Linked DNA regions of Homo sapiens: region 2 is linked to region 1. Evidence: read pairs that join two places in POLR2A ChIA-PET (ENCODE). Cell type or tissue: GM12878. All regions are shown on one strand. Each heading gives the region's core, and the rest is flanking DNA. Links, peaks and the distances in the headings are about the cores only.

What was found. ChIA-PET counts read pairs that join two places held together with the same protein. Peaks named below come from ENCODE experiments on the same cell type or tissue, not always from the same donor. Only the 100,000 strongest peaks of a DNase experiment are listed, where the experiment ranks them.
Region 2: POLR2A ChIA-PET joins it to region 1 with 5 read pairs; 2 of 35 experiments call an interaction of 5 or more read pairs at or near these places.

The regions. Positions count from the first base shown.
Region 1 is chr13:69,681,818-69,686,232 of GRCh38, forward strand. No RefSeq gene overlaps it. Among named protein-coding and RNA genes, the nearest start is that of KLHL1, 420 kb to the right of the region's middle. In GM12878, for the core only: no CTCF peak of the experiment used is centred there; a DNase peak (open chromatin) is centred at 2,672; H3K4me3 peaks cover 627 bases.
Region 2 is chr13:69,748,693-69,753,107 of GRCh38, forward strand. All of the region lies in intron 7 of KLHL1 (kelch like family member 1), which reads right to left. Among named protein-coding and RNA genes, the nearest start is that of KLHL1, 360 kb to the right of the region's middle. In GM12878, for the core only: no CTCF peak of the experiment used is centred there; no DNase peak of the experiment used is centred there.

The DNA.
Region 1 (4,415 bases), core at 281-4,280:
AAGCATGGCTTTGTTATTAGGGGGAATTGGATATCTTTTCCAATCAGATATGAAGAGAATATAAATCTTGAGGGTAAACAGCATTTAACTAAGAAAGAAGTGTAGATATAATTAAATTACAATTCTCAAAACAAATAAAACACTAATGCCTTTACTACGAACAAGATAAAAACGTCTTGAAACAGCAGTGATGTATAGCCAAGATATTTTCACAAGGAGTACAATTAAATTACATTTCATTAAAAAGTAGCTAACACTATAATTATTGGATGTGTCTTATACAGAAATGACTAATCGTTTTTATGTATTTACTTCATCCCAGGTACTATATAAAATCATATTAAAGAGTAACAACCCGATTTCACAGATAGGAACTGGCACCTATTTAATACGGCTTTCAAGAATAAACAATTTTATGTTAGAATAAAAACAAAAGAATAAAAATAGAACTAAATAAAAATAAAATAATAATAACAATTACAGCAAACAAGTGCAACGATAACAAAAAGTATTTTAAAAAACTAAAAATGAAAATTGTATTCTTCCTAGTTGTAGATAGATGTTGAGCACTGGGAAAGGTATCATTGGATTTATTTTTTTCTAATTGAAATACAGCTATACTGTTGGCAGTCATTAACTTCAATAAACCTTTCAGGCAACCATGATTTTTTTTTAAAAAAAATTAGAATTCTGAAAGAATAATCAGAGTTTCCTAATAAGAAACATTATGCCACTAAATTGTATTGTAACAAAATGAAAATGTTAACTCACCTTCTAAATACAAAACATCACAATGTGTAACAGAAATTTCAAACTTGTTATCCCCTTTAAAGAGTACCCTTAAAAAACATCAGGATGAAAAAATTAGAAATAAAAACATGAATTTAGAAGATCTATACTATTCGGAAGTGAAAAATTTGGAAAACCTCACTGTATCAAATCTGTAAATATTATGGTTGCTTTCCTATGGACTATTTTTAGAGTTTAAAGCATAAGATCATGCTTAACGCCTTAGTAATTGAAAACAATCATCTTGACTTTTTCTCCTTTGATCTGCATTGCAATAAAAAAGGGATTTGGATAGAAAAATGAAGTCTGTAAAGAAATACATTTAATTTGTATGTTAGTATTCGGTAATTAACAAGTGAATGTTAGAAATCACTTTTCACTGGAAAAATTAAATTTGTTTACATTTTGTGGAAAAACCAAACTGAAATTTTTGGATTAGCTAAAATATTTTAGAGACAATGCCCACTCTTTCAAAAAGAGTAAAGAATCTACCAAGGTCTGTAACCTACATCTTAAAGATAGTATCTGAGTTTTGAGCCTCAAATTATCCTGTGTTCATATATTGGAATAGGAATCGTTTGGTTTTCTGATACTGGCTATAAATGTCATAGTTAATTCTTGTCCTTGGAAATACGTATTATCTACTCTACTTGACCTTTCATTCAAAGAGGTAGTATAAAAAGACAAATAGCTAGACTTCGTTGAGCCTACAAAAAATAGATGAATTGTTTCATACCTGTATGGATGTAACTTTTTGCTTAAGAAATTCTCAAATGTGGCAGCATTCAGTTTTAAGACTTGCTTCTTTTATAATATCATAGCAAAATTATGGCAGGTTAGTTAACATTCACCTAACTCAAATTTCTATTTTGCTACCATTATTTACAAAACAAACAAAACTCAAGCATTGTACCTCATCAGATTAACAGAGTAGTTCTCAAGAATCCAATTTATAACTTTTGCTTGTATTTTTGATTCAGGGTTTTAACTAGAAAACAGTAAGATAATTTTGCTGAGTTATAAAGAATATTTAAATGTATAACTGGCCTTACTATATTTATCCTATTTTTTATTTTCCTGCTTCCATCTCAGTGCCAACCAGATGACAGTGGAAAAACCAACCAAAGTCTGCCAAATATTTAAGAGGTATATTTGAGCCAATACTAGTGACCACAGCCCAAGGTTGGAATGAAAGTTTCATAAATGAAAGAAAAAAGCTCTTTGCAACGGAGAGGGTAGCCCAAGTGGGTTGCTGTTTTTACAGTTGAATTCAAAAGCTTTTACAAAAACTCTTCTCACCTCTGTGGCTGTTTGAACAACTTCTCTTACCTGGAAAGCTGTCTGTATGATTCCCTCTTATGTATGTACTTGTGGGTATGTCTCAAGGTAGGCACAATGCACAGCTTCTCTTGTTTGTATAACTGTGGGTTAGCTCTAGGTAAGCCCCCCTCCTCCCTGTGTAAGTTCCCACTGAGCCCACTGTGTATATGGCTGAAAAGGGGAGGAAACTTTTTCCTGGGAGCTCACTAATCACACAAAGAGCAAAAGGCTTCTGTGCTGGACTCTGCCTGCTTATCTGTGCAGGTGCACCTTGAGTTTTCCCCGGGCTGCTCTATTTTTGCCTGTAGCTGTGGTTTTTCAGGCAGGCTACTTCTCTCAGCCTTAACTGTTTACCTAATTGAATTTTCCTTTTCTTTTTCCTCACTTTGAGTTTCCCTATCAATTCAATAACTTGCCATAAATAGTTATTGTTACATTTCTAAAGGCCTTTTGTATTTGATTTTTGTTTTGTTTTGATTTTAAATACTTTTCAAGTGTTTGCTAAGGACTAGTCACTGAACTGTAGGGGCCAGGGGAAACTTTCCCTTCACGCTCTGACAGTTTGCTGAACATCATCTGACAAAGGTCAGATTAATAGGAGAAATGGCATACACATTTATTTGATCATAATTTCAGGTGACATGGAAGCCTTCAGAATGAAGACTCAAAGATACAGGGGAAACTGTCCGTTTTTATGCTTAGGTTAAACAAATTATGAAAAGCCATGGAGAAATATTATTGGAGGACAAGGGTATAATCTAATGCTAAAAGACTGGGTAATGAAACACAACAAGGTCTGTTTGTTTAGATTTTTCTTGGCCTCTGCGTGCCACATTCTTTCCTTCTGGGTGTGGGGCAAGGCCCTCTCTGGAATGGGGTTTTTATGACCTACAATCAAATAAGTTAGGCCAGACTATTTCTCTTCTTTTTTCTCTTTTACTTTCAACTTTTCTTGTTTTTAGAGATGAGGTTTCACTCTGTCAACCAGGCTGGAGCTCAGTGGGCTTAAGGGATTCTCCTACCTCAGCCTGCCAACTATCTGAGACAACAGGCATGCCCCACCATACCTGGCTAATTTTTTAATTTTTTTTTTTTTTTTTTTTTTTTTTTTTTTTTTTTTTTTTTGTGAAAAGGTCTCATTATATTGCCCAGGCTGGTCTTGAACTTCTGAGCTCAAGTAATATTCCTGTCTCTGCCTCCCAACATACTGGGATTACAGACCTGAGCCACCACACCTGATGAGATAATTTATTTACGGCCAATTTTTACATAGAAAGGTGGGGGAAAGTAAAGATCATATTTAATGACTGGCTTTAGAGGAAAGGGGTTCTGATTTCTATGATCTGTCTTGGACAAGAGGGATTCTAGTTACCTTGGTGAGCCCAGCAGGAGAATGAGAGGCCAGACAGGAGGGCAGGAGAAGGTCAGAGAGAGCTGCTTCTGAGGCCTTTATTTGGGGGTGTTGTTTCCTGAAACACTGAAGGGCTAAGCCATTTAAATATTTTTTACAATTAACCCTATCAATGTATTCACAGATGATTTTGACAATTAAACCTCTCAATATAATTATAGTTTAGGAAACTCAGAAACAAATAAGGTTTCTAAAGTTCTATGTCTGGAAAAAGGCAGAACCTAGACACAAGGTTCACATAATAGGGGATGTTGATGTCTTAGGTTTTGGAAAAATTAGCATCACATTACATATTTATATGTTAAAACATGATACTTCTTTTACTGTGGAATCACCTTAGCTTTTCTTTTAGTATATTCTTTGTGTGATCTGAATTCAAATTATAATTTTTAGCTACTAAGAAAAACTCCTGAATATATAAGAAAATGTTTTGTTGAAATGTATTATTGAACTTGCTACAAATGAAAGAAAAATATAAACTGGCCGGTAGTTCATCCAGTAATTACTACTATTTGAATTTTGATCCACAATTTATAGTTCCAAAGAAAATAAAAGTAGGTTAATTGATGCATATATTGTTTCTTTTTCTGAAAGACTTACAGAAAAAAGGTACCCTAAATTTTTCCAAAGATAAGCTACTTAATACAGTTAACATAAATTCAATGACATTAAATGGTTTGCATTTCCTAGGCTGTATTAATCAGAGTTCTCCAGAGAAACAGAACCAGGTTCTGCTTATAGATATATCCAGTTTTCTAAACAGAACATGTGTGTGTGTGTGTGTGTGTGTGTGTGTGTATATATATGTGTGTGTGTATGTATATATGTGTGTGTGTATGTATATATGTGTGTGTGTGTATATATACACACACACACATATATACATACACACACA
Region 2 (4,415 bases), core at 148-4,147, 67 kb after region 1:
GAAGATTAAATAGAAAATGCAGATAACAGTGCTCGGCAAATGATAAACTTTTAATAAATTTTAGTTGTTAAATAAATCAAATGGTCAGGATGGTCTGTCTTAGGGGTGGTCACTAAATCTAAGAAATTAAGAATTGCAAGCAGAATGATAGAGCAAGTATAAAATATGTCATTACTCTCAAAACTTAAATTCCTCTCTCAAACATCTCTAACTATAATTAAATTAAATTGTTTAGCAAGTAACATGTTCCCAGGATTGTTGTTTATTTTAAATATCTATGTTTTGAAAGTATCCATGTTTTCCTGGAAAATATTCACACTTTATGCTTCCACATTATAAAGGAATATATTTTTGTAGATTGCCACAATATTTCCAAACTCTAGCTGCCTTATTATGTGATTCTCATATTTCTTGCAGCTGTGATGATTTCCTTGCAGAATGGGCTCATTAGGTAGGGTGAATAATTGGACTAGAATAATTTCAAAATCAAAATGATACATTCAACTACTTCCTAATGGTTACTAAAAATATCTTTATAGATGCAGCAAGGTTATGAGTTTAAAAATATTTTTCTGTGTTATGTTCAGTATCAATATTAAAACTGCATTCTAAAAATAATTATCTAATAGAAAGAAAAGAAACATCTAAAGTCATTTTTCATACAACTCAAGCTTAATAATTACATGATGACTTCTGATAATTTTTAAAATGTCTTTTAGATGTTTTATGTTGCCAAAATGTACTTTTTCCAGTACATATAATTATTTATAATTTTTGGACTGTAGCTTTTTGCATATACTCCCCTTGAGAATTCTGCAGCAAAATATTTACCAGAATTTTTCTATAGAAGTTTTTAAGATAGTTTATTGAAAGAAACAAACTATCGTTAATTTTCATGTAACATGGCACATGTTAAAATCAAATATTCCCATATGGGTTATAGAACACATAACTATATCCAATGAAGATGTTGGCCTTCGAATATGGAGAAGGAATTGAAGAAGATAATCTGTCTATACAGATCATTCCCCATAATGCTGTCACATTTTAGCAAAAGGTTGAGCCTCCATAATTTCTCTGAAGCTAATTGTTATTTCTGTATCAATGCAACCAAATTAATTTGTTCTGAAAAAGAAATTATTATTTTTCTTTACACTTGTTAATATTATCCATTCAGAATATTGCTAAATATATTCTAAGCTCTAAACAGTTTCAATAAAAAAGGGTTTTAATTATGCAAAATAATAACAATGAAAAGCTAATTTTTAGTATTGCTTTACTGTTTGCCTGTTAGCCATTAATTGTATCTTAATTTGAAAAGCATTAGCCTGTAAAATGTATTTCCTTTTGTCTAGGTAGAATATATTTATTTTAAATTAATAATAATGTATTTAAATTTATTTTGATTTAATCATTGTATTAAATTACTAAATTATTATTCATCATATTAGTCACAAAATATATCTAAGTCACCAGTGGCTTCATAATATATATATGACCTTCCAGGTATAACTTATTTAAAATCTTCCTTTCAAAATAATTTGTAAAAATCGTCATCGTGTATAAAGTATCACCCAGTAAATATGTAAAATCAGTGATTAGGGTGACTGAATTCCAATGCTCTCAGATAGTTTTACTTCAGAAACAAGAAATAATTTAAGTAATAGTTCATAGAATTGAACACTTCAGTGTTTTTCTGTGCAATGAATTAAACAAAATAACTTGCATATTAAGGAAAGAAATGGATAAGTAAAATTATACATATTTTATATAAATTATAAAAATTTTCCAGTGAGATATTAAATATACATGTATGTGTGTATATATATGCATGTGTATATATATGCATAGTTTTCACAAAAATCACCCCCAAAATATATAAGCATATAATATACAATATATACAAGCACTCTATATAAATTTCTATATCTGTGTAAGTACTATGGAAATATTAACAGATTGACTCATATACTATTTTAAAATGCTGATCATGGGCCTAACACAATGTAGTGTTTTGTATAAACAGTTTTCACATAATTCTACTAAATTATGTAGCATTAAGATTTTTTTGCTTGAGCCATAGAAAAAAATGTAATTTATAGCATTTAGATATAATTTATTTCATTCTTTCTTTGGCTGACAATAGTGATTATCCATCGTGGTTGCACATTGAAATCACCTGGGAACCTTTGAAAAAATACATCTGGAATATGGTGATTCTAATTTAATTGAACTGGGATGAGGTCCAGACACAGAGATGTTTAAAAGTTCCCTGAGATGATTTTTATGTACATTCACAATTGACAATAACTGCCACAGTGAAACATGACAATAGTACTAGTATCATTGCAGAATGTCCCCAACCAATAATGTGCCTACTCTACAAGCCTCTAATATCTTTCATTCATGTCATGTGTGTATGTGTGTGTGTGTGTGTGTGTGTGTGTGTGTGTGTGTATCTGTGTTGGGAGCATGTGGGCATGTGTTATGTGTAGGTGTATGAAATCAAGGCTGTCAGGTAAAGTTTAGCAGTTTGCTAACTTTCAATTTTATTGTTATGCAACTTGCATTTCATGGATTCATTCTTCATCAATCCATATTTCCAATACTTATGATATGCCTTCTATAAGTTCATACCCTCACAGAACGCGTACAGGTGGATATGAAGGGAAAAGACAGGACTTGCTGAAGGACACAAATAGGTGCTACCTTACTACCTGTCCATGTGACAAAAAAAATGGTTCTTGTCCAAGGTGAAAAGTGATGACTGAGCTAATATCTGGGGGAAGATTAAGATTTATGTGGGGATGAGGAATTCTTGGCAGAAGAAACACTCGTGTTGTGATAAGAAGAATTAGAGTATTTCTGAGGAACTGAAAGAAGGCCGATGTGGCAAGAAAACTGGAGAGTCAAGGAAGAGGCAGAATGATGTACAATAAGGCTAAATGGTTAAAAGACCATACAGTGTGGGGCCTTGTATGCCAATATGATTTATTTTATCCTAAGAGTAATGTGAAGTTACTAATATGTTTTAAACAGAGACATGATGTATCTGCCTGTATTTTTCAAAAAATGTCACACTGGCTATGGTGTGGAAAAATGAGAATAGATGTGGCCATGCCAAATAATGTACGTGAGAGGTGATAGTGTCTTGCTTGTCCTGATGTGATGCAAGTTGACATAAGGAAAAATGAAGGACTCAGGAAATATTTGCAAATTAAGAGGATGTATTTCTTTGCTTACACTCCTCCCTCATCTATCCATCAACACAGCCTGTTATTCAAAATTACAACCTGGCAATGTGACCTTGGAATCATTATTTAGCTTCTTGTGCCTCAGTTTCTTATCTGCACAATGGAGTAGCTATAATATCTAACCCATAGTGTTGTTACAAGGATTTAATGAAGCGATATATACAAAGCACTTAGAAAAGTGCTTGGCACATCTTTAACATTATATCAGTATTCAATATGTTGAAGATTATCATAGCAATGTATCAAGAACCTACATCTTCTAACCAAGCTTCAGTCTATAGTATCACTGTAGAGATACGAGAAGAGACTATTGAAGGAATCAGTTAAAGATTTAACTATTGCTAATGCACCCCGTTGCCTCTATTTCTGAGGACTCTATCTATGTTTGATTTATCTAAGCAATTAAAAATATTGTTCCAGAATCTTCCACAAATATTGTCCTGTCAAAAATATTTTAAAAAGTAAATTAGCAAAATATATTTTGTTAATTATATTAATATGTATCATGAAAATCTCAAGGATGATTTCATGTGGTACGTAGACATTGTTTTAAAGTGCAATGTTATAACATGAAAATAAAACAAATAACAATCGTTTGCAACTTTGGGATTCTAGCTCTAAATGTCAGCTTTCCATGTAGCTAAGAGTTGTTTTCTTTTAAAACAAAAATCACAGTTGAGGTGACATTGGTAAGTGCTGTAGGGCTTACAAGCTCCAATGGGAGATATCTCAGAAGATGAGGCCACTGACCTGGGGGTTTAAAGGTTGGGTAGAATTTTGACAACCATAGATGCAAGTCATTTTAAGTGAAAGGAATCACTTGAGCGGAACATAGAAAAAAACTCAGGCTATATATGGCCATAAGCGAATAGGTATTTTATAACTGGCTGTTGTAGCAACCATTTAAGTGTGCTCACTCATAACTGAATACAGCCTCTCCGCATCCACTGCTGCCTTTGCACCAAAGCCATGCTTCTTACTAACCATTTCTGGAGAGTGACTATGCATGGTGGAATTACTAATGCAGGCCCATTCTTTTAAGACGTGGGTCTTCCTGAACTGGAGACTTTGCCTCTAGGATGCCTGGCTGAACTTTTCTTGGAAGTGTGTTGCAGTCTGAGATTCTTCCTGCCCAATCCTCCTTCCTCCCATTTTGCCTTC